Regions from separate parts of the Mus musculus genome. Here region 2 is linked to region 1. The links are chromatin loops, found by intact Hi-C in ENCODE. Cell type or tissue: heart. All regions are shown on one strand. Links, peaks and the distances in the headings refer to the core of each region. The heading gives the core; the rest is flanking DNA.

The links. A loop is a pair of places that touch in the nucleus more often than their neighbours do. Peaks named below come from ENCODE experiments on the same cell type or tissue, not always from the same donor. Only the 100,000 strongest peaks of a DNase experiment are listed, where the experiment ranks them.
Region 2: it touches region 1 in a loop (2.1-fold over the local background); 2 of 42 quality-filtered maps call a loop at or near these places.

The regions. Positions count from the first base shown.
Region 1 is chr9:60,595,319-60,603,318 of GRCm38, reverse strand. Lrrc49 (leucine rich repeat containing 49) reads left to right here. Exons shown (of 17, transcript NM_145616.4): 13 at 503-740; 14 at 1,831-2,016; 15 at 5,124-5,233. Among named protein-coding and RNA genes, the nearest start is that of 9230112J17Rik, 53 kb to the right of the region's middle. In heart, for the core only: CTCF peaks have their summits at 3,582 and 7,134; no DNase peak of the experiment used is centred there.
Region 2 is chr9:60,271,769-60,281,723 of GRCm38, reverse strand. The region is part of intron 6 of Thsd4 (thrombospondin, type I, domain containing 4); the gene reads left to right. Among named protein-coding and RNA genes, the nearest start is that of 2010001M07Rik, 57 kb to the left of the region's middle. In heart, for the core only: CTCF peaks have their summits at 5,143 (motif pointing right) and 6,111 (motif pointing left); no DNase peak of the experiment used is centred there; H3K27ac peaks cover 1,121 bases.

The DNA of each region.
Region 1 (8,000 bases), core at 1-8,000:
TATCTATATAGCTTTATAAATCAGGAAACTATGTTGTTATAAAAATATCTTAATAGCATATTTAAGATATATAAAATTATTATCTTATTAATATGATGACTAATTTGGACTTGGAGATAGGTTTCTATGATAGTTTTTCTATTTCAGCTGTAACCATGATTGGATGTTAATGTTAATCTTTCAGATAATCCAGTGAATTAGTGTAAGGATACATGTGACATGAAGGCAGCAGGGAGTCTGTGGGAGGAGGGGAGCAGCAAGCAGCAGGAGGGATGAGGGGAGGAGGGCAGGAAGAGGCTCAACATCGGAAGAGGAACACACCACAACAAGCCTGTTACTTTGAAATGTGATTTTTTTTAAGTGTAATTAATGTAGGATGCTCTAGGTTTAACTGGAAACAGAGGGTAACGAGTATAAACTGTAAAGCACTTTCCAACATGCTGTTCTAGCCTGTTACTTCCTTTGTGTGCCTGAGACGTTACTTAAAAAAAGACTTTTGCAGGTCTCTAGATGCAGGGCTCAGCAGTGCGTTACAAGGCTTGTCTGTCACAGAAACACACTTGGTGGAGATAGACGGAGAAACCCTCTCACTGTACGGCTCAGGGGCGCTGGAATGCCTGGATCGAAACTGGAGTGTTCAAACAGCCGGCATGGTCACCACGGTCTCATTCACGTTCATCGAGTTTGATGAAATTGTCCAAGTACTTCCCAAACTGAAGATGAAGTTTCCAAATTCTCTGGTAAACACTTTCCTTTGGAAGCATATTTGAATTGTTCTTCATTACAACTTGTGTGTTCAGGCCAAAGCCTGCTTCAACTTCATTTTCTGTAGTTTCTTTTGTGTTGATTTTCTGGCACTGGAATTTAAATTAGTTCCATAAATGGCCTTGTGGGTTTGTATGAATATTAGAAATTATATCTCTAAAGACAGTCCTTCTTTCAGTAGAAAAGACCAATGGAATTTTATGCATATTATCTACCTCAATTTTACAAAGAAAGCCACACACAGCCCTCGAGCATGTTTTCAGGCATTGAAACCGGTGTGGATGGCGTGCGTATATTCATTGTGTGATCTGACGCAGACCTCTGACAGCACTGACTGTTTACTTCAGTCTGCTGACTCGCCGGCAGCCTCCCTGACTGTGGGTATTGCACTAGTTAGCGATAGACATTGGGAAACAGTGCTTTTACAGCAAGTTTCCTCTAGAGCTTTCCCTACCGTGTGTTTCTTTACTTCCCCTTTTAGAGTAGATGATGTTTCTTCTTTGTCATCCTAAAGAAGATAAGTTGTAGTAGAGGCAGGTGTTTAGAAAGAATATTCAAATTTGCAAGTAGACGGCTTGCTTTAGGAGTTCTGTTTTAGTGTTTTGATTCTCCTTGGCCAAGTTAAGTAACCAGCACGGCTTTCAGAAGGATGCAGTGTTGACAATACTGGTTCTCAGCATCAGGGTGAGTCCTGTGCTTAGAAGTTTCTGGAATCTTCCTTTATACATTAGTACTAATGTAAAATGTGTAGAATCTGTGATGATTGAACGAGTCTGAGTTATTAGGTAACATTAAGGAATCCCAGTTGCTGATAGACGAGGATGTCCTTCGCAGAAGGACTCACCTAAGACTTGAGTCTTGGGTAGATGCCGCCAGTGACTGATGGATTGGGTACATTGAAGTTCAATGGGCCTAGAGCAGTCCAGTGATTTAATGTGACTGAAGACCTATTTCCTAAGCCTAAGGCTTCCAGGGTCCCACAGGAAATGGCCTGTGATGTGTTAAGGTTAGTATTGAAGGTGGTTCAGCTTAGAGCAAGACCTTGTATGTGGTTTACTATTGCAGCACCTTAAATTCAGGGAGACCAACCTTGTGATGCTGCAGCAGTTCAATGCCCTGGCACAGCTGCGTCGGGTTGACCAGTTGACAATCGATCCTCAGGGAAACCCAGTGGTCAACTTTACACTCTGGAAGTACTACGTGCTGTTCAGGCTCAGCCACTTCAGCATGCAGAAAATAAATGGAACAGAGGTAAGAAAAAGCAAAGCAGACTGCAGAATGAGCTCCCACCTGATGGAGCCTCTGACAGCACACTTGGTGGGAATACAGATGTGATGGAACTGTTCAGAAACACCATTTCTTACAAAATAAAATCTCAGCATTCACAATATTAAAAAGGAAGAACACACATGGGCAACACATGTGCACTCGCACGCATGCTCATACCCCCCAACATGAACATGAACACACACCCAATCCTCCTCCAGACACGCACACTTGCACACACTTACACACACATGTCCACATGTATAGGATCTAAAGCAGTGAACAGTTCTTTTCCTGGTGAATCGTAGCTACTTTTCCTGTTGTTTGTAAGCATCCAGAGAAGAGAAACCTTGGAAGAAAAATGACACTGTAAAGAGAAAAAAGAAAAATCTCTAACTTCTGCAGGCGAGGCAGCCTTTCATGTTTCACAGAGCTCTTGGGACTGTGGCACCCAAGAGAGGATGGGGAAGCTAAACTAAGTGTCCACTCATAAAGATGGGGTGATAGAAAGTGGAGAGAGAAAGTCCAAGCACACATCTGGACTACTCCATTAACCATTGATCATGGTGCAGTGGCATGATGTAGAATCACTCAGGACCCAGCTGAATAACTGAAAAATTATTCATGAAAAGCGAGTTTTAGATGGGTTTTTTTTTCTGAGTTTGTCATAAGCCTAAGCCTCCAGCTACTCAAAGACTGTGTTCTCTTTAAATAATGACTTAGGGAAAAAGGGGAACTGTGCTTCTATCATTGTTGAAGCTGAATAATCTTTAATCTCTCACTATGGTGCCTCTTGAGGGTCAGGAGACTTCCCTATGATAAGATGACTGGTAGTCAGCTGTGCTGGTGTAGTATTGCTCACAACTAGGACACCACAGCCATCTCCAGCCTCGACCTACAAAAATCCAGCATGTTCTTAGTAGCACGGAGATCTGTGGGTCCGTGTCAAAAGCAACCATGCTATGCCTCAACCAAAGTAGATCAGCCTTCTATCAAATTGCCAGGAAAGTCTGGAACCTTGAGATGACCAAAAGTTGCCCCCACAGCTCCCCAGCTAGTTCTCAGGAGTCTGCATTCAGTCTCGTGTGCCCCTCAGTTCTACATCAGACAGAGATTGTAGCTCCGGTAGGGCATGGTAATTAGTGGGAGGGTTTTCACAGTTGATCTGGACTGGAAACACAAAGGTTCGGGGGCTGCAAGTGAAGGAGTCTTCCTCATTAATGGCTTGACTGTTTGGCTGGTTGGCTATAAATAGTAGATTGCCCAGATGTGGGATTGCATTACTACAGAACTGCTGGGAAAGACAGAGTATTGTAATTGTACAGGGAATTAATCAGAAGCAATGCAGCATTCTAGTTTAACTTTTAGAAAATGTCAGCACCAGGGATATTTGACATTTTATTAAAATGCCTGAAAGATATGCCTTCTCACATAGTCTTGTCATTTTATACCATATATACTACAGTTATATTGCTCTTTCTGTAGTAGAGCAGTATTGCTAGAGGGAGAATTGAATGATGAGCATCAAGAAGATGGAGCAGTGGCCTGCATTGGCCACTAGGTGACTGTGTTGGACCAGACAACTTAGCAGTCAGCTAAAGGAAGGCTTGAAGGAGCCGCAGCCTTCACCATGAAGGTCCAAGATAAGGAAGTGGTCTACACTGATTGATGTATACACTTGATGTGACTGAATTATATGTGAACTATGGGTATTTTTTCCTCAGAGGCTGCTTCTGTAATGTGTTATCACAAATACACACACCTGCTTTTTCAACGCTGGAGAGGCTGAGACAGGAGTTGGCTATGAGACCCTGTCTCTTGGTGACAAGAGCAATGGGCAGTGCAGAGAGGGCTCAGTCTGAAACGTGCCTGCTGTGCAAGTATGAGAACCTAGGTAGATTCCCCAAAGCCAGGTAAAAGCTAGGCCTGCAGCACAGTTGCAGGAGCCCTACAGTTGGGTGGGTCAGTGAAAGGTAGGTCCCAGGGGCTCATGGCCAGCCTGTCTTCCTGCACCTATAAGATCCAGGCTGAATGAGAACCTGCTCCATAGCCAAGAGAGGAGATACTCTCGTATTTCTTTTTAAAAATAATCTTTAAGGGAATGGGAAGATGGCTCGCGCTGTTTAAATGCTGGCTAAGCAAGAAAGAAGATTGGAGTTTGGCTTCCCAGAATCCACATAAATATCCACCTGTGATCTCTTAGAAGGAAGAGATGGGATCCCTGGAGTAAGATGGCCAGTGAGAATGTATGTACTGGTGAGCTCTGGGGTTGACCCAGACCCTGCTTCAGAATGTAATGTGGAAGGATTATTGATGAAGTATACAGACATCAGCCTTGGGCCTCCACAGGCGTACACACACACACCCATACACCCATACACCCATACACAACCATACAACCACACATATCTGTAAACCACTTACACACATGCATGTGTACCATACACATACACACATACACATTCATGCATGCTCATACACACACTTGTACCTGCAACACACTTATGTACATGCATAGATACCATACACATACAATACACACACACTTGCCAACATAAATACATGCATGCAGGCAGGCATACTGCACACACATATACACATAACCACATACACACACACACACACCTACAAGCACACATGCGTGCATGTATACCATAACACACACACACGCACGAAACCATATGCACACGCACACACACTTGCAAACACTCTTACACACATGCTTGCATATCACAGACATACACACCTGCAAACACACATGTGCATGTACACATGCACACACATACAAACACAAAGAAAAGCCATCCTTTAAGAACTTAAGGTGCCTCAAGCACAGTCCTCAGGACACCTGAATTCCCAATCAAAGCTATCTCACCGGCCCTAGTCAGCTTCCAGGAGTCACATTTGAGCATCTCCTCTGTAATTAGACTCAAAGGAAAATGAAGTTGCTGTGGAGACTTCCACAGCCTTGGGAAATGTACTTTTCTGCACTAAAAGAAAATGCCCAATCGAGACGTCTCTTTGAAATTGTATTTGCTATATCTAGCTAAGAAGCAATGCCATCTTGATCCTTCTCTGCTCTTTCTTCTCAGGTGACTCAAAATGACATGATAATGGCTGAAAGGCTCTTTGGAATCTTAGCACATGTAGCATCCTCCGAGCTGCCCCAGTACCGCATGATTTCAATTCTGGGTGATGCCAGGTAACTCTGAATTTTTTATAGATTGCCTTTGCACTAGAATTAGCTCTTAACTGTGCCACTTCTGTAACCAGCAGAAAACGTACCCCAGGCTAATCTTGTGGCTGGCCATGTTCAGACTTAGAAGGAATAAGTGTGACTAAGACAAAGTCGGTGTTCTCCTGTGGTTATAGTCTCACAGCTAGAGATGCGCATAAACCACTAAAGTCCAGCCTGTCAGGGGCAGCAGCAAGGGTAGAGGGAGACACTAGTTGCATTTGAGAACACTGGAAAAGGCTTTCTGTTTATTTATTTGGGAATGAGTAGAGGGTTTTTAGGTTTAGAATATGAGAAAAGAGATTTATTTTTAAAAACCATACATACATACATACATACATACATACAGTGGATAGGTTCTGAATTCAAATCTTACTCAATGCCTTTGATTGATCAATGTACATCCCATCTACAACACACAGAACTGTTCTGGGTATAAACATCCTGAGGGTAGTGCTTGCTAAATGAACATAAGCACCTGAGTTTGGATCCGCAGCACCCATGCAGAAGCTGGCTGTGGCAGTGCACATCTAACCCCAGAGCTGAGGGACGGAAACAGGCAAATTCCAGGAGCTCACTGGCCAACCAGTCTGTCTGAAATGACAACCTCCAGGTTGAGTGAGAGCCTGTCTCAATAAAACAAAGTGAAGAAGCAACTGAGGAAGATATCCAGATGCCAATCTCTGGCCTACACACACATAGATGCAGCATGTACACACACACACACACACACACACACACACACACACTATACCCATAATCACACACATACCATACACACTCACACACACACACACACACACTCTCACACACACATACTCCACATTCACACCATACATACATATACCACACACATACAAACACACATGTACACACAGTCCAACACATAATACACATACACAAATATACTTGGTGGAGCACAAAAGATATTGAAGAGATATTGAATTAAGAAGTGATAGCTTAGACAAATCAACGGAAATTATGCTCTTCTGAATTGGTATAATATTCAGAAGATTTAATAACTTGAAAAGAAAAGGCCCTCATAAATCAGATCAAATAAATTAAAATAAAGAATATGAAGGATTTTTAATAATTTATCAAATAGATATATTTCAAACCCTTTTCCCAGAATATGATGCCCAAAGTCAGATTGGGAAAATGTATCCAAGCATGTCTGGGATGTTTGTAGAGGCAAATACACCTTAAACTCAAAGAAAATCTCTGTATTTAATGACCATAGTCATCAGATTATTGTCTTCAATCAACAGTCTACTGGCGGAAAATAAGGAGCTGCAGGGAGGCAGGTGCCTGAGTGTGCAGCTCCGTGGTAACAACGGGGGAAGGGGTGGAGGTGGAGGTGGAGGAGCACACAGTTAACATGGCACTGCTGGCCATGGAGTCACAGAGCTGACACTGACACAGAGGCACTGTCGCTAATGAGCTGAGATAGCCAAAAACTTGGTGCAACTAGAAAAATAACAAAAAAGTGAAGTTGCCAGAACATAAAATATAGGAAACTTTAACTTTTAAAAAGTAAAAAACGAGCCCATCTGTCTCCATTCAAAGCTATAGCCATACAAATAATGACCTAACTTTGTGGGGAGAGCCACAACTGTGACAACAAGCCACATAGCAAGGTGGGTCCTACATGCTGCTATCCATGATGGCTGATGCTGTGGTTCTTTTCACAGCAGCCTGGCGATGCTAACACACTTGCTGTAGCCATGCCCTTTTTGTTTGTTTGTTTGTTTAAAGATTTATTTATTATACATAAGTACACTGTAGCTGACTTCAGACGCACCAGAAGAGGACATCAGATCTCATTAGTGGTGGTTGTGAGCCACCATGTGGTTGCTGGGATTTGAACTTAGGACCTATGGAAGAGCAGTCAGTGCTCTTACCCACTGAGCCATCTCTCCAGCTCTAGCCATGCCTTTCGACTTAGCTGTTTCACTGAGCAGAATTTCTTCCTAGAAATTATTTCACATGAACATAAATATGTGTCGAGGATTTCTCTCATGGCCTGTGTTTATAACAAGTAGTGAGACTAGTGGAACAAGACCAGCTACTTGTAGCTGTAAAATTGAATAGCAGTTCCTATATGAAACAGTGGGTCTGTCCTTTTGTTTATTGTTGATTTGACACAACAGAGTCACTTAGGAAGATCAACCCTCAGTTGAAGAGTGGCCTGTATCAGATGAGCCTGTGGCCATGTCTGTGAGAGATTATCTTGATTGATGGTTGATGTGGGAGGGCCCCGCCCACTCGTAAGTGGCGCCAGGCTTAGGTCGGTGGGCCTGGACTATGTAAGAAAGCTAGCTGAGCTAGAGAATAAACCAGCTAGCAGTGTTCTTCCATGTTCCTGGTTCTAGGTTCCTATCTTGAATTTGTATGCAAATTTCCACAGCTTGTGACCTAAATGGGTAAGCCAGTTAAACCCTCTCCTCCCCGAAGTGCTTCCAGTCAGTTTCTGTCACAGCAAAGAAATGTCACTAGGGCGTGTTATGATGTTCCAGAGAGGAAGTACCAGAACAGTTGTGTGGCAGGCCCCAGCTTGTGAGAGTAGGGTATACAGCTCAAAAATATCCTGGCGTTTTAAATATTTGTTTTGGGTTTTGGTTTGTTTTGGGGGTGGTTACCTAAAAATGTCAAATAAGAAAAAGGGCCAATACTGGGCGGAAGTATACAGATCTTTTAAATTGTATACGTGTGTGCTGCCTGGTTTCTCTTTAGT
Region 2 (9,955 bases), core at 1,189-9,188, 320 kb after region 1:
CACCAAGAGGGAGGGTTTTTTTGGGGGGGATAAAGCATTATGCACACACAAATGTTGCACCCTTGGTCCCTGGGAATTAAAGTCATGATTTTACAAAATGCCGACTGCTGGTCGGCAATCAGTTGTGAGGTCACTGGAATAACCGTTCCTCGAGATGTTTTATGAACACTGGAAGGAATTCCGTTCCAAGCTAGGTCAGAGGGTAGATTGGAATATGCAGAATGCTGCCTTGTGTTTTGTTCTGTAGAACAGCTGTGCGGGGAGCGGAGTGATGCACGGCCATCCCCAGGGGGATGCAGACACGTGTTTCTGTGCTTGGCGCCTCTCCCCTGATGCCCTGGCCTGTGAAGTGAATGAGCTCTCAAACGGGGGATGCAGTGGGAAGCATAATTCTTGTAGAACACTAACTTTCCATGGTTTTTGTCTTCATAGTTAAGCAATCCTATCTTAGAGGGAGGCCAGATGAATAAGAGTGGCAGGGGGGGGGGGGACACTGGTGGGTACTGGTTACTTATTAATCCTCCAAACATGAGACAGGAGCTAACCACATTCTGTGTGCCAAGGAATGGGCACAGTAACAGAGGACCATAGATACTCAGCTCAGCTTCCAATTAAGAAAGTGTTCTCTAGGCTAGGGAGATAGCTCGCTCAGTCTGCGGAACCTGAGTTCAATCCCTAGGCATGGGGGTACACATTTGTAGCCCTGGGACTGAGGAGGCAGATATAGATAAGCCACTGAGGTTCATTGGCGAGCCAGCCTAGCCCAGCCCAGTGAGGTCCAGATCAGTCAGAGACTGGGACTCAAAAACAACAACAAAACAAAAACAACAACAAACAAACAAAAACCCCAACAACAAGAAGATAGATATCACCTAAGAAACAGCAACCAAGCTCGTTCTCCAGATACATGGATATACACGGGGACTTGTAAAGCATGTGGACACACCACACACACACACACACACACACACACACACACACACACACACACACGGTAGAGGAGCAACAGAGACACAGAAAGAGAGAGATACACGCATATACAAAGATGGTTCTGGGGGCAGGGTCTTGTCTGCCAGTTCAGCTATCAGAAAAGCTTCCATTATCTCAGGGGAGTCCAGGGCATCCCAGCAACTTCCTGAGAGTTGTGCTAGATTGCAGCCTGAGAATGAACAACGCCAGGATACACACTGAGTTCTAGAAAAGATGATACTTGTAGGGATGAGGTCAGCTTACTCACTTGGTCTACAAAGGACAACCAAGGCTACACAGAGAAACCATGTCTCAAAAAACCAAAAAAAAAAGAAAGGAAGGAAGGAAGGAAGGAAGGAAGGAAGGAAGGAAGGAAGAAAGAAAGAAAGAAAGAAAGAAAGAAAGAAAGAAAGAAAGAAAGAAAGAAAGAAAGAAAGAAAGAAAGAAAGGAAAGAAAGACAGGCGATGAGGGTGAACGCCCAATCTCTGTTTATAACCGTGCAAAACAATTCTCAGAGACAAGTCATTAGTCAAGCAAGAGACCACTCACAGATGGTGGCTTGGGCTGCAAGTGGACGTGAAGAGGGGGATGGTGGATCGTTAGTCATCATCTGCAGATAGGCTGCTGGGATCCTATCCTGCCCGAGGGCTGATGTCAGGTGTGCTATAGGGGCTTAATGTTGTATGTCTTGCAGTACCTAGGGAAAGTCACAGGAAGTGTCAAAAGTGACAAAGAGGATCTTACCCAAACCTTCACACTTCTCTTCTTTCCAGCCCTGGTCCCTAAAGCCCAAACAACTGTGGACTGTTGCAATTGCATGCCCTCCATCAGGGATTAAACATTACCTACTGGGGCCAGCAAGATGGCTGGGTGGGTTAAGCTCCTTTGCCATACAAACCAAGCCACCCGAGTCTGGTCCCTGGAATCCACATAAAGGTGTGATAAGAGAGCTGACTTCACAGACTTATCTCTGACCACCACATGCCCACCATGCATGCATCGTGCACATGCGCACAAAGATAAGAAAATTAAAACTGCCTGCCAGGACCCAAGCATCCCAAGGAGTGTCTGTGAAGAGAGATTACAGGCAATCTTTTCATCTAGGTAGGTTAGTCAGTTTTCAGATGGGGAGGCGAGATAGAGTAGCGCATGCAGGCACGAACACACACAAAAGGCAAACAGCACAAGGCAGGAAGTACATTCCTCCACATCTCCCTGCTTCCTTTCTCCTGTGTCTTCAGGTCACAGCCGATGTGCCATCCTCTGGGCAGCCTTCTCTGACCTCCCCACTTTTTTTTTTTTTTTTTTTTTTTTTTGCCTTTTCGAGACAGGGTTTCTCTGTATAGCCCTGGCTGTCTGGGAACTCACTCTGTAGACCAGGCTGGCCTCGAATTCAGAAATCCACCTGCCTCTGCCTCCCGAGTGCTGGGATTAAAGGTGTGTGCCACCAAGCCCGGCTGACCTCCCCAGACTTGATTAGCTGTTTCTGACTCTGCCCCCTCTCAGCCTGTGCTCCACACTGCCTGTGTCTGCTGGTCCCGGGGTTTGCGTTTCTCTTACCCTCAGCCTCGTACAGTGTTCACATGTGTAGCTTGGCTCTTTACCAGCCCTGCAATGGAGAAGACAGCGTTCTTCCCACCAGATTTGTTGTGTAGAAGAAGGAGCCCATAGGAGATCGTTTCTCACTGCCACAGCCATCCCAGCAGACCGCAGGAGAGGGGAGACTGAAGGAAGGAGCTATGGACGACCCTCAGGAAATGTCTGCATTGGGGGAAAAGAAGAGGAATGGAGGTGGTGGTCAGAAAGCAGGAGGCCACGGTTGCTGAGAGGGACGGGAGAAGGAGAGGGGACCTGATGAGGTTGTGGCATGTGTGCATGGACAACAGCGGAGGGCTGTGGCTTCAGGATAGGTGTGTATTGCCAACACTAACTGTGTATCTTCAGGAAGAGCCTTCGCTGAGAAGTTGGCAGGTCCTCTGGGCATGAGAGCAATGCAGGATCCCACATTCCTGCAGCAAGTGTGTGTGGAAATTGCTCGAGGCAGGACTCAGACGTGTCCAATCACTATTCTAGTTCATTATTTGTTTTCCTGTTAATGGGATCATCCTAACTATTAGCCGTTATAAAAGCATACTTTTACAAATGGATCTCCTATTGTGACTCACTACTTAATAACCCAAATTCTTTCTTCTGGGGCTAAGAAGGTAACATGTTTGGAGCTGGCTGTTGAGATCAAAAGCTTTGGAAGGCTTCTCTGCTCCTGGCTCAGGAGCTGAGGTCTGGGGAAGGGGGTGGGGTGCTCACTTAGTCTCTCTCCTTGATTTCCTTCCATTTTGGCTGATGTTTCTGGAAGGTGAGGGAAGGTAGTCTTGGTCCCCCAGAGAAGTGGGGGAGGATCCCAGCTCTCTCGTGTTTTCTGTCTATGGCTCTCATTGTCAGGTGTTCTCACGTGTAGCTTGGCTCTTACCAGCCCTGCAGTGACGAGGACAGCCAGCGTTCTTCCCACCAGATCTGTTATACAGGAGAAGCCTCTGTTGTATTGGCTTCGTTTCACATGCATGCCTTTCCCCAGACCTTCTTGAATAGAAGGAGACCATCCCAACCTCCCCCTATATACAGTAAAAAGAGAGAGGCCCAGGAAGCCATTCAAGTTTATACTGTGACTTTAACATGGGGAAGTAATGATTTACCAATGGGACTATGTATCATTTTGCTTTTAAGAAGTGAATGGGGCCTGTGAGATAACTCATCGTGTAAAGGCGCCTGCCGCCAAAGCTGAGGACCTGGGTGAAATCCCTGGGCCCTATATGGTAGCAAGAGAGAACTGACTCTCGGGAGTTGTCCACATACATGGCTTTGCATGCGGTTACGCACTTGGATGTGTGCGCATGCACACACACACACAGTACTAAAGAGGAGACTGTCATGTGGAGTGTGGTGCAGTAGGAATGGCTTAGAAGTTAAGAGAATGCATTGCTCTTGCTGAGGACCTGAGTTGGTGTCTGAGCACCCATGCTGGGCAGCTCACAACTGTCTGTAATTCCAACTTTAGAAGATCTAGTGCCCACTTTGGTCACCCACACTCACATGTGTATGTAAATTTAAATGTGTATGTATGCATTTAAAATAATTAAAAAAGACTTTTAAAAAGCAACAAAAATAAAGAGAACATCAGAATGGAGTGAGATGCTGAGGAAAGAGGAAGATGATGCTTAGAGAGCTGCCAACGGAAGAGAAAGAGGAGGAGCCTGGTGCTCTCTGTCCTGTGGGCACTGGGCCTTCCAGAGCTGTGCATTACTCGGCTTTCTGTCACTACATTGAAAGGTTGGCTTTTGTCTCACAGATGTCAGTGTTCCAGTACATGAGATGATTGCCCTTTGCTTTGAGCCAGGATTATATTATGGTAGGATTGATTATTAAAGAACAAATCTACTCACCTTATGACCAGGAAGCTGGGGGGTGGGGGGGAAGAAGAGGAGGAAGAGGAGAAGGAGAAATGAGGAGCCCTGTAATCCCTTTCAGAGGGGCCCTCAATAACCTGAAGACCTCCCACCAGCACCACCTTGGGAACCAAGCCATTAACATGGCTCAGGAAGACTTTATGATCTAAAGTGTGGCAGGCTGTTTTTGAGGCACTCCATCAAGGTTGAAGAACTCCAGCATTCATATAAAGAATGCCAGCATTCTGGAGTAGAACTCTCACATCAAATATACCAGAATGGCAAACCCAGCCTTGCCCTCCTCACCCACATGTGTGTAAATCTGTGTACTTTTGAAATCAAAGATGAAATGGTTGTTATTGAACAGTTAGCCCTGACAAATAAAGGCACTCAGGTGGTGTAAGAAGCTAAGACCATAGTTCAACGGAATGCCAACTCCCTGGAGTTCAGAAACCTCTGACCTTCAGGCAGACAATCTCCTGACTCAGGAGGGTTTTGTAGAGGTTTTTAGGACTGACCTAAGGATGTCCTGTTGTCAGGGAAGACAGATGGGAAGGACATGTCTAACCCTGGGCTGGGGCTGTCCCGTAAATATCACAGATAAACATTGCCACCAGGGACCTTAGGAAAAGGAAGAGGGACAGCTGCTTTCAGTCAGATAGTGACAGGTACTTGAGAGAAACTAGAAATGGATATATTTACAGGAAAAACAAAACTTAACTTTGTGCCTTTAATGCAGACATCGGAGTTTCCAGCAGATGGAGATGTTCCCACATGAAAGAGACCGTTTACAGGTACCACTGCCCCAGACTTCCTGCTCCTTAGGACTGGATCACTCAGTCCTTGGGAGAGGCAGAGAGGACTTTGTAAAATGTCGGCTTCCTAGCTTTAAATCAGTTAGGTTTTCTATGGAGAACTTCAGGGAGACCAGGGCTTCTCTGAGAGTTGGCGTTTGAAAGGATAAAAGCCTTAGCTCACTCTTTCCTTGTTTGAGGTGGATTTGGCCCCTTGTCTTTTGTTTCTTAAGCCCTGTGTGTGTTTTTGTGTGTTTGTGTGTGTGTGTGTGTGTGTATTTGCATCATAGTACTGGATGCTTTAGGAGTCAAGTTTGCAAGCTTTAAGGTTTTGTTGTCTTTCTTTTTCTTCTTAGTTCTCTACTCTTCTGTCTGCAGGCCTAGGGTCAAGTTGTTTCCAGAGGCTGCCTGTATTCTGTTTGGGGGCCTTTGAAGGCTTGGTCAGGGCGCTTTTGCCTCAGGTTGGAAGAGCTGAAAGGCTGAGCTGGGAGAGAGCAATGAGGCTCACCTCATTAACATTTAAAACAACAACAACAAGGGCCGCCCTACTGCAGAAGGGGGGGGGGGGGATGATGATCGTGGGACTTTGTTGTCTGGGCGACCACGGGGTTAGGGAAACATTCTCAGATCTGCTGTAGGCTCCCTGGTTTGATGCTTTTTCTCGCTACAAATCATATGGCCCAACAGAGGGCTTCCATGAGGTGACAGTGTGGCTGCAAGCTTAAAAGGGATCGTTTTCATAACTTGTTTTTTCTTCCTTGGTCGTTTTCCTAATGGTTCAATACAGAAGATCTCAGATTGTATTTTGCTTCCTTTTTCGGATGATGAAGGGAAACGCTCTCAGATTTTAGGGTAAAGATAAATTCCAGGAGGAGGGTGAGTGGGTCACTGGGGGTGCACTACGCCACCTAGTGTCTGCTTCACTTTTCCCAAAGCATTGCATCAGTTATACAAAGCTACCGCTTTCATACTGAGCTCAATATGTTCATATAATTTGTAAAAAGAAATAAGGATTGGGGAGATGGTGTTGTGTTTTATAAAACCATGGTGCAATGTGGTGGGGTGGGGGGAGTCTGGGTGGGCCTGTGCCTAGGTGTCTACCTAAACAATCAGCCAGATATAAAAGGAAGTTTATTGGGAGAAGGGAAGGAGACGTGGGAAAGGGGGTAGAGGCAGAGAAAGAACAACAAAGGAGAGAGGGAGAGAGAGAGAGAATATGAATGAGAATGTGGTAACTAGTGGTCTTATGATGCCTGGATCCTGGCTCATGAAGCGACCTGATGCTAGGTTGCTGTTGGGTGGAGGCAGAAAAATTGCCAACAGATAGCACAGTCACAAAGTATTCAACCTGAAAACGTGAAGATGTGAGTTTGATTCCTGGAACCACATTTTTTAAAAATGTGGGAGGAGGAGCAGCAGCAGCAACAGCAGCTGCTAGGTTTGGTGGCTGTGTACTTAGAATCCCAATGCTAGGGGTGTGAAGACATTTGTATCTTTGGGCTCACTGAATAGCTGGCCAGCCTACTCATCAACCTCCGGTCAGTGAGAGACCTTGCCTGAAAAACAAAAGTGGACAAGACCTGTCGTAGGGCTTCTGTTGCTGTGATGCAACACCATGAGCAAAACGCAAGCTGAGGAGGAAATTGATTTATTTGGTTTACACTTCTACAGCACTGTTCATCAGTGAAGGAAGTCAGGACAGGAACTCAAACAGGACAGGATCCCGGAGGCAAGCATTGATCCAGAGACCATGGAGTATACTGCTTCCTGGCTTGCTCCCTTAGGCTTGCTCAGCCTTCTTTCTTATAGAACTCTGGACACCAGCCCAGGGATAGCACCACCCACAATGGGCTGGGTCCTCCCCCTATCAATCATTAATTAAGAAAATGCTTTACAGTTGGATCTCGTGGAGGCATTTTTCTCAATCGAGGCTCCTTCCTCTCTGAGGACTCTAACTTGTGCCAAGTTGACACACAAACCCATCTAGTATAACACCTGAGGAATGCTACCTAGGATGTGCTCTGCCCTCCATGGACATTCGCCCCCACATACACAGGTAAACGATTCTGTCTGCTACTATAGAAGATTGCCAGCCAAGAGAGAGTTCCCTGGGTAGTTCAAGGTCGACTTCTCTGTCTCCTATGTACAAATGAGAGGTGTCTTCAACAATAGGGTACTACTACCTGGTTTTTATCTGTAACCAAGAACAACGGCAGTAGCTTATGTTGTTATCTGCACAAGACCTGCAAAGGATCAAGCCAATCAAAATTCCAGCATGCAGGGTGGGATAGATCTACAAAGCTTCATGCTTGGCCGAGGAGTTACTGGTGTTTGATAGATCCTAAGAGAGGGAGCAAGTCGTCATTCTTATGGTGATGTGGCCATGGGAAACGTCTCTCAGTAGATGGTCTCACACCCATGGATAATGGGTACCACCAATTAGACGAAAAAAAGGGTGGAGAATAAAGTTGGGATGAGGGCACTGGGTGGATGGAGTTGAAGGGAGGTAATGGTGGAGGGATGTGCTCAAATGCACTTATAAATGTATTCAATTTTCAAAGAATAAATAAACTGTTTAAAAACAAATCTATTGTGTTAATTTTTAGTGTATACAACAAAGGCTTAGGGGTGATGGTGAGAGTCATGGACTCTCAAGCATGTAGCTCAGTTCCCTGGTGAGCAGATTATTAGAAGCATCTCCCTTGCCAGCCATGACCCCTCTTCCACCTTCCTCTTGGTTCAAGCAGAGGTCACCTCTCCTCAAGCCAGGAACCCTCTAGCTACAGTCCAGCCAGGAATAGCTGGACTTTCCTTTGATCTGGCTTTTTCCCTCCACTATTTAATCTCTCCAGGGAGAGGCAGACACATTTGTTTCTTGGCCATCAACAGTTAAGGGCTTCTTCAGTTTCCATGCGTGCACAGAATACAAATCAAAACAGCACTCTGGAGGTTCCATATCCTCTGTGGAACCTGAGACTCTGCGTGCACTCTACCTTGCTGTACACAAAACATTCCTTGGATTTGTCTGGCAAGAGGCGATCAATTTGAGTTTTGAATACTCTAAGGGCTTCTTAGATTCCTTCAGGCAAGCTGCTGAATTCTCTCCTCTTTCCTTCCCATGATTCATTGGTTTGGCCAGCAAAGCTACAGAGACCCACCATGTACCAGTATAGTGTAAGAGAGAGTACAGTCAGGTGGAGTCATGATGTACACCTCAGGAATGGCACACACAGTCCGTTTTACACTCGCCTCATTGATTTTGGGTCAGTAACGTCACCTTGGTTTCCAAAAGCTGGCTGGTATTTCCATCTACCAGAACACATTCCTTTCTGGAAGGTTTTGGGTTTTTCAGACTCTTATTCTATTCGCCCAGCTTCAGATGGAGAGGGGAGAACCCTGTAGGGTGGAATAGGCTGCACCTTCAATTCTTACATCTGGCCAGTGGTGTTATGTACTCCAGTGCTCATTAGGTACTTTGGGGGTATGTATGGAGAAGGAGTGTACAGCTTTTAGAGCAGTGGTTCCCAACCTGTGGGGCATGACCCCTTTGAGGGTCAAATGATCCTTTCATAGGGGTCACATACCAGATATCCTGCATATCAGATATTTACATTATGTTTCCTAACAGTAGCAAAATTACAGTTATGAAGTAGCAGCAAAATAATTTTTTGGTTATGGGTTACCACCTGTTGTGGGAAATATTAAAAATTGCTGGGCAGTGGTGGTGCACGCCTTTAATCCCAACACTTGGGAGGCAGAGGCAGGCAGATTTCTGAGTTCAAGGCCAGCCTGATCTACAGGGTGAGTTCCAGGACAGCCAGGGCTACACAGAGAAACCCTGTCTCAAAAAACCAAAAAAGGAAAAAAAAAATCGAACCAGCACATTTCATGTTCCCAAGCTTGTGCCTCTGTCCCAGCACTGTTGGGCAATGGCCGACCTGTTTTTATCTTGCAGAGACTCTGACTCAGAACTCCACAATCTCTCCACCCAGCTCTCTAGGTTCCCACTGGCGGGTCATTACCATGCCAAACTCGTGCTTCAAAACCCCCACGACCTTTGTGGTGCACATCAGGCAAACTCACACTTTGCTGCCATACCTTTCTCTCTTGAACCCAGATGAGCGAGCGGCTGCGTGAAGAAAAACACAACACAAGCTTAGTTCAGAAACAGTGGTAACTCAATCTCTGGGCACAACAATTAAAACCTAATCTTGTAAGCTTTATTAAAATCTGATTCCTCTGGTGGTGAATCCTTGCAGATCTGCCATGATATCAGGAAACTCTAGCAGCTACCCTTATGCTGTCCTTATCCCAAAAGTCCTAACTCTCTCCTGCTTCCTCTCTTCCTCTGTCCAACCTGGAAGTCCCGCCTACTCGCCCAGTGATTGGCTCATTTATTCATCAGGGGATTGGTTCACAAGAACAGCACCAGGCCCACCCACAATACTTTTTTTTTTTTCTAGAAACAAATGTCCTGGCTTTAAGTGCCAGTTCTTTTTTAATATTCCCCACAACAACCACAACATTAGGAACTGTATTAGAGGGTCACAGCATTAAGAAAGCTGAGAACCACTGTTTAAGAGGTTTGTGTAAACTCTAGCATATTGGTTACTTTTTAAATGTAATATACTTAAGTTTAACCATTCTTGCTATTTCTAAGTGTGTAGGTCAGTGGTATAGCACATGTTCATGCTGTGCAAACAATCCCCAAGGCTGTTTATCTGTCAGAACTGAAGTTCTCCCATTAAGAA